Linked DNA regions of Homo sapiens: region 1 is linked to region 2. The links are chromatin loops, found by intact Hi-C in ENCODE. Cell type or tissue: PC-3. All regions are shown on one strand. Each heading gives the region's core, and the rest is flanking DNA. Links, peaks and the distances in the headings are about the cores only.

Evidence for each region. Peaks named below come from ENCODE experiments on the same cell type or tissue, not always from the same donor. Only the 100,000 strongest peaks of a DNase experiment are listed, where the experiment ranks them.
Region 1: it touches region 2 in a loop (3-fold over the local background); 2 of 110 quality-filtered maps call a loop at or near these places.

What each region holds. Positions count from the first base shown.
Region 1 is chr1:219,087,637-219,090,560 of GRCh38, forward strand. The region is part of intron 3 of LYPLAL1-DT (LYPLAL1 divergent transcript); the gene reads right to left. Among named protein-coding and RNA genes, the nearest start is that of LYPLAL1-DT, 85 kb to the right of the region's middle. RefSeq lists an enhancer at 1,586-1,635. In PC-3, for the core only: no CTCF peak of the experiment used is centred there; a DNase peak (open chromatin) is centred at 1,495; H3K4me3 peaks cover 357 bases; H3K27ac peaks cover 1,661 bases.
Region 2 is chr1:219,316,578-219,319,501 of GRCh38, forward strand. It overlaps a transcript of LYPLAL1 not described here. Among named protein-coding and RNA genes, the nearest start is that of LYPLAL1, 140 kb to the left of the region's middle. In PC-3, for the core only: a CTCF peak has its summit at 1,371; a DNase peak (open chromatin) is centred at 1,374.

The DNA.
Region 1 (2,924 bases), core at 301-2,800, 230 kb before region 2:
TGGCTTGAATTCTGGTTTCACACTTTACAGGCTGTGTGGTATTGAATAAAGTGCTTCAAATATTGAATCCCCAGTTTTCCTATCTGTTAAATGAGGATAATAAATAACACTTCCTGAGGAGAGAAACAGAAGATTAAATAAAATAAAGCAAAAAGTAATATGCTGTAATTCCCTCAGAAGCATTGTGTTTCACAGTTGTCAGAATTCTGAGTTCTAAGCAACAGAAACTGACTTTGGTTACATTAATCAGAAAAGGAATGTATTGGCAAGATATCAATAACTTAGAGAATTAATCAACAGTTGAGAATTAGACTCTGGCAGAAAAATAAGGAAAGCAGGTTATGAGCCTGAAGTCTGCTTAGGACATAGGAATTGATACTGCTGCTACTGGATTCTTGCTGCCACACCAGTAGTCTCTCAAACCTTCCACATTGGCTGGGAAAAATCTCTAACCCTCATTATTCAAAGCTACAGGCAAGAGAATCTTACTAGATAAACTTGAGACATGTATCTGTATGCTATTGTCCAGAGGATAAATAAGAACCCTTGTGCTACATATTGAAAGAGAGGGTCTGTCTCTCACCTTATGATTCCTCCACATAGGAATAGAATGGGATATTAAGCATATCACTAGGCTTTAAAGCAAATCTCAATAAATTTCAAAGACTTAGTGTCAAACATAATACATTCTCTGACCACAATTTCAATTCTGTTAAATTAGAGCTCAGTAAATAAAGGATAAATTTTAACCTCCCTAATATTTCTATAAAGTGTAAAAAATAAATTTGAATGTAACTGAGTCAAAAAGAAACTATAGGGGAAGACACAGAGCAGGTTGGCCTAATAGAACTCTCCAACAATAGTCCCCCTACAGGAACACTAAATCGAACAACTATCCACACAAGAAAGCACTTTTATGAGAACCAAAAATCAAGTGAGTGATCACAGTACCAGGTTCTAACATCATATCAAAGAAAGAGGCATTGAAGAGGTTAGGAAAGATAGTCTTGAATTGCTGATGCTGCGGAGAGGATCTGTGTTCTTGTGGGGGAGAGAGTGCAGTGATGTGGGACTTTGCATTGGAACTCAGTGCAGCCCAGCCACAGTAGAAAACAAGATAAGGCAGAACTCAGCCAGTGCCCATGGAGGGAGTCCTTATATCCGTCCCAGCAAGAGAGGAATTGCCCTTCCCAGTGGTTGGAACTAGAGTTCTGGCTAGCCCCACTACCATGGGCCAAAGCACTCTGGGATACTACATAAACCTCAAAGGCAGTCTAGGCGACAAGGACTGCAATTCCTGGGCAAGTCTTGGTGCGTGCTGGGCTAGAAGGCAGTAGACTTGGGTTGACCTAATGAGACACCAGCCAGGTGGACAAGGGAGTGCTTGCATCACCCCTCCCCCAACCCAGGCAGTGCAGCTCAGTAACCTGGGGGAGACTCCTTCCTTCCGCTGGCAGTAACTAGGCAGTGGTCACCATGGGTCTTGAGCAAGACCCAGTGCTGTGCTATCTTTGGGTGTGACTCAGCACAGTCTCAGTGTGGTAGTCACAGTGGAGCTTGCATCACCCCTCCACAAGAGGAGTACAAGCAAGTGCAGACTGCAAATATTACAATAAATATCTAACTATTCAATGCCCAGACACTCACAAACATCCAAAAGCATCAGGACCATTCAGGAAATCATGACCTCACTAAACAAACTGAAAAAGTCACCACTGATCAATCCAAGAGTGACAGAAAATTCAAAATAGAAATTTTGAGGAAGCTCAATGAAATTTAAGATAACACAGAGAAGGAATTCAGAATCCTATCAGATAAATTTAACGAAGATACTGAAATAATTTTTGAAACATGTAGAAATTCTGAGCTGAAAAATTGAATTGACATACAGAAGAATGCATCAGAGTCTCCCAACAGCAGAACTGATCAAGCAGAAGAAAGAATCAGGCTATTTGAAAATACACAGTCAAAAGAAACAAAAGAATAGAAAAGAATGAAGCTTGCCTATAAGTTCTAGAAAATATCTCAAAAGGGCAAATTAAGATTTACTGGCCTTAAAGAGGAGGTACAGAGATCAAGGTATAAATTTTATTCAAAGAGATAATAACAGATAACTTTTCAAACCTAGAGAAATATATCAAAATTCAAGTATAGATGGGTTGTAGAACATCAAGTAGATTTCATCCAAATAAAACTACCTCAAGACATTTAATAATCAAACTTCCAAAGGTCAAGGATAAAGAAAGGATTCTAAAAGCAGCAAGAGAAAAGACACAAATAACATACCTTACAATCTAGGAGAGAGTGGCATTACATATTTAAAGTGCTGAAGGAAAAAAGACTTTTATCCTAGAAGAGTACACCCAGTGAAAATACCCATTAAACATGAAGAAGAAATAGGCTTTCCCAGACAAACAAAAGCTGAGGGATTTCATCAACACCAGAACTGCCCTACAAGAAATGCTAAAGGGAGCTGTTCAATCTAAAATGAAAGGACACTAATGAGCAATAGGAAGTCATCTGAAGGTACAAAACTCACTGGTAATAGTAAGTACACAAACAAACACACAATATTATAACACTGTAATTGTGGTACGTGAACTATTGATATCTTGAATACGAAGACTAAAAGATAAACCTATCAAAAATAATAACTACAACTTTTAAGACATAGTATAATAAAACGTAGATGGAAGCAACAAAAAGTTAGAAAGCAGGGGGATTAAGTTAAAGTGTAGAGCTTTTATTAGTTTTCTCTTTCGTTGTTGTGAGTTTGGATTGTTTTGTATCCAGTGCTAAGTTGTGATCAGTTTAAAATAATGAGTTCTAAGATGTTATTTCCAAACCTCATGGTCACCTCAAATCATAAAACCTACAACAGATACACAAAAAACTGAAAATCAGTAAATTAAAACAACCCACCA
Region 2 (2,924 bases), core at 108-2,607:
CTTTGTTACGAGATGTTTGTCCATAGCAGCAGTATTTACAATAACTAAAATGTGAGAGCAACCCATGTGTCCATTGATGGTCAAATGTATATGCAAAAATGTGGTATGTACATATAGTGGAATATTATCCAGCCTTAAAAAGAAACAAAATTCTGATATAGGCTGCAATGTGGATTAATCTTGCAGACACTACATTAAATGAAATAAGCCAGTCGCAAAAAGGCAAATACTTTATCATTCCACTTATATGAGGTACTCAGTGTTTTCAAAATGTTGGAGACAGGAAGTAAATGGTGATCATTAGGGGCTGGGGGGAGGAGGAAATGGGGAGTTACAGTTTAATAGCTATCAAGTTTCAGTTTTAAAAGGTGAAAAGTATTACGGAAATGGTAGTGATGGATGCACAACATTACTAATGTATTGAATACAACCAAACTGTACATTTTAAATGGCCAAGATGGTCAATTTTATGTTATAGGTATTTTACCATAATTTAAAAAATTGGAAAATTTTTAAGGTCATGGTTCAATTTGTTGTTCAATTTTTATAAACTTGCCCTTTTCAATCAGTTTTTCTCACTAGAGTGGCTGTTCTAAAATCCAAATACTTCATGTCAATTTTCTTAAATCCTTCATGCATTCTCCATTGCTTCCGAAGTAAATCCAAACTCCTTAGCATGTCAGCAAGGACTTTCCTGTGTATCTCTGGTGTCTCATCTTTCACTATTTCGTGTTTCAACACCTAAATAGCTATATTCCATTCACAGGAACTATTTTCAGCCCCTCCAGTGTTTCTATAGTAAATGTCCTGTTGAATATTTAACTTGGATTTTTTTTCTCTTTCTCTTCTGAGAGAGGTACAGGGAAGTCACTTCAACCATCTTTAGAAAAGCAAATAATCTTTAGGCCCTGAACACAGTGTTCCCAAACAAAAAAGGGCTATATATATTTGTAGTTATATATATGAACCCTGAAGAAAATGAGGTGATGATGAGAAAGTATGCAGTTATCCTAATTGTCCCAGGAATAAGGGGGTAGAAAGAACCTATTTTCAGGATCAAAAATAAATAAATAAGCTACTTGACTTTTAGTGGTATGAATTCTTAGAAAGGAAAAAACAGATGAGGAATTTCAGGTCTGCAGGGCATAAATGCTTGGTTTAATCCTGATAGTATACTCCTGCAGCAGTTGTCGTCTCAGAGAATGACTTTATATGAGATCAAAAGACCCATGCTTTTAGCCTAGGCATCCTTCACTCCACTGGACTTGTGCTGAGGATATGGACCTTGCAGCCTTTAAGATCCATAGCAACAGGTCTGTGGTCTATCAGCATCTTTTGTGGACTCTGTAGGTCCAGTTGTCAACAGTGTCACCAAGCGGCAGCAAGAAGCAAAAGCAATAGCAGACTGATCAGACCCCAGGCTCTTCACTCTTGGGTGTTCAAGTCAGAGTGTTGACCTTCTGTTGGATTGTGCAAGCCTTTGGAGTTTGAGAAAACTCAGAAACATGAAAAACTGCAAGTGGGAGATAACTGAATGTTGGGCTAATCTAATGTGTATGGGCTTGAGCTCGTTTTCTCTGGGATTAAAAAAAGGAAGTAGATTCTCCCCTTGGGCCAATTGTGTGGATCAATTATTATCAATATCTATCATGCTTCTCTAATTTTCCATCACCTTGAGTGTTCCTCTTTCTCCTTTTCTTACAAATAACTCAAGTGTCACTCTCCCAGGAAGTCTTCCCTGCCTCATCAAGACTGAAATATCCCCTTAGCACCCTAAGCAAACACCTGTGTTACCCCCACCCCTCCCCACAGTCCCCCATCCCACCAAACCATGATCTCTTCTTCACATTGCAACTTGAATTGCCTAATTTAAATGTCTGATTTTCTCATCTCCACCAAACTGTGAATTGTATAAAACAAGGATTACATGTCATTTACTGTTGTGTTTCTACTACCTAGGATGTACTTAATAAATACTAATAATAAGAGAATGAAGCTCTCTGATTAGAAAATAGAAATATCCATGCCAAATTTTAGGCTCAAAGACCACAACCCATAATGACTAGATTACTAGTCCTTGGAATTAAATAAGTAAAAGATCACAATTTGACCAAGGTCATTAGGGAATTTTGTGTTTAGAGAAAGATAAGGGCTAATGATGAAGTCTTGGGAGCTCTCATTCCCTGATGAAATTACCGTGTCCTCAAACACTCACCAAGAGGAAGGAGAGGACCCCTAATGTGTCCCTAGAAAAATGGGCAGGGAAATATTCCAGAGTGCAGAGTTGGAGGCTGACGGGGCTTGTCCAAGGAACTTACTCCACTGCCGGTAAGAAACCCTGTTTTTCTTTCCGGGAGAAGATGGTGTGTGCTTTGGATCACTGACCCCTTGGGATTGCTTCCCATTCTTTCTCTTTTTCAAATGAAAGGCTTTATCGCAGTTATCTTTTTTTTCAGGCAGGGTCCAATCAAGAAAACAGAAACCATGTTTCAACAGAGATAATATGATGCAATGCATAAACTAAACAGGTGTTGGTAAACTAAAAAGCAAACAGTAACACAGAAACAGTAATTGCAGAAAGTAAGGACTGGAGGAGAAAGGAAGAGATGGTAGTTAAGCTCAGAGCATGTTGCTGGGCAGCTGGACTCAGACTTCTGAGGACAGAGCTTGTGTAGACCCTTCAGAAACTCAGAGGAAAGACCTCCCATAGCTGAGCCTCTGACCCGTGGAGAAGGAGTGCCATTAATGTGGTGCCTGGGGAAGCTTCCCCATCGAGTTGGAACCCAGATCTGTGAGATGTGAATGGGGAGTGCTTCCTGGCTGTACTGGAACTGCTGAGAGGATTCCATGAGGCTGATTCTGGAAATGCTAAAAGAAGCACAAAATAATGCCCCCAAAATCCCCTAGAATCCAACTACCTATGC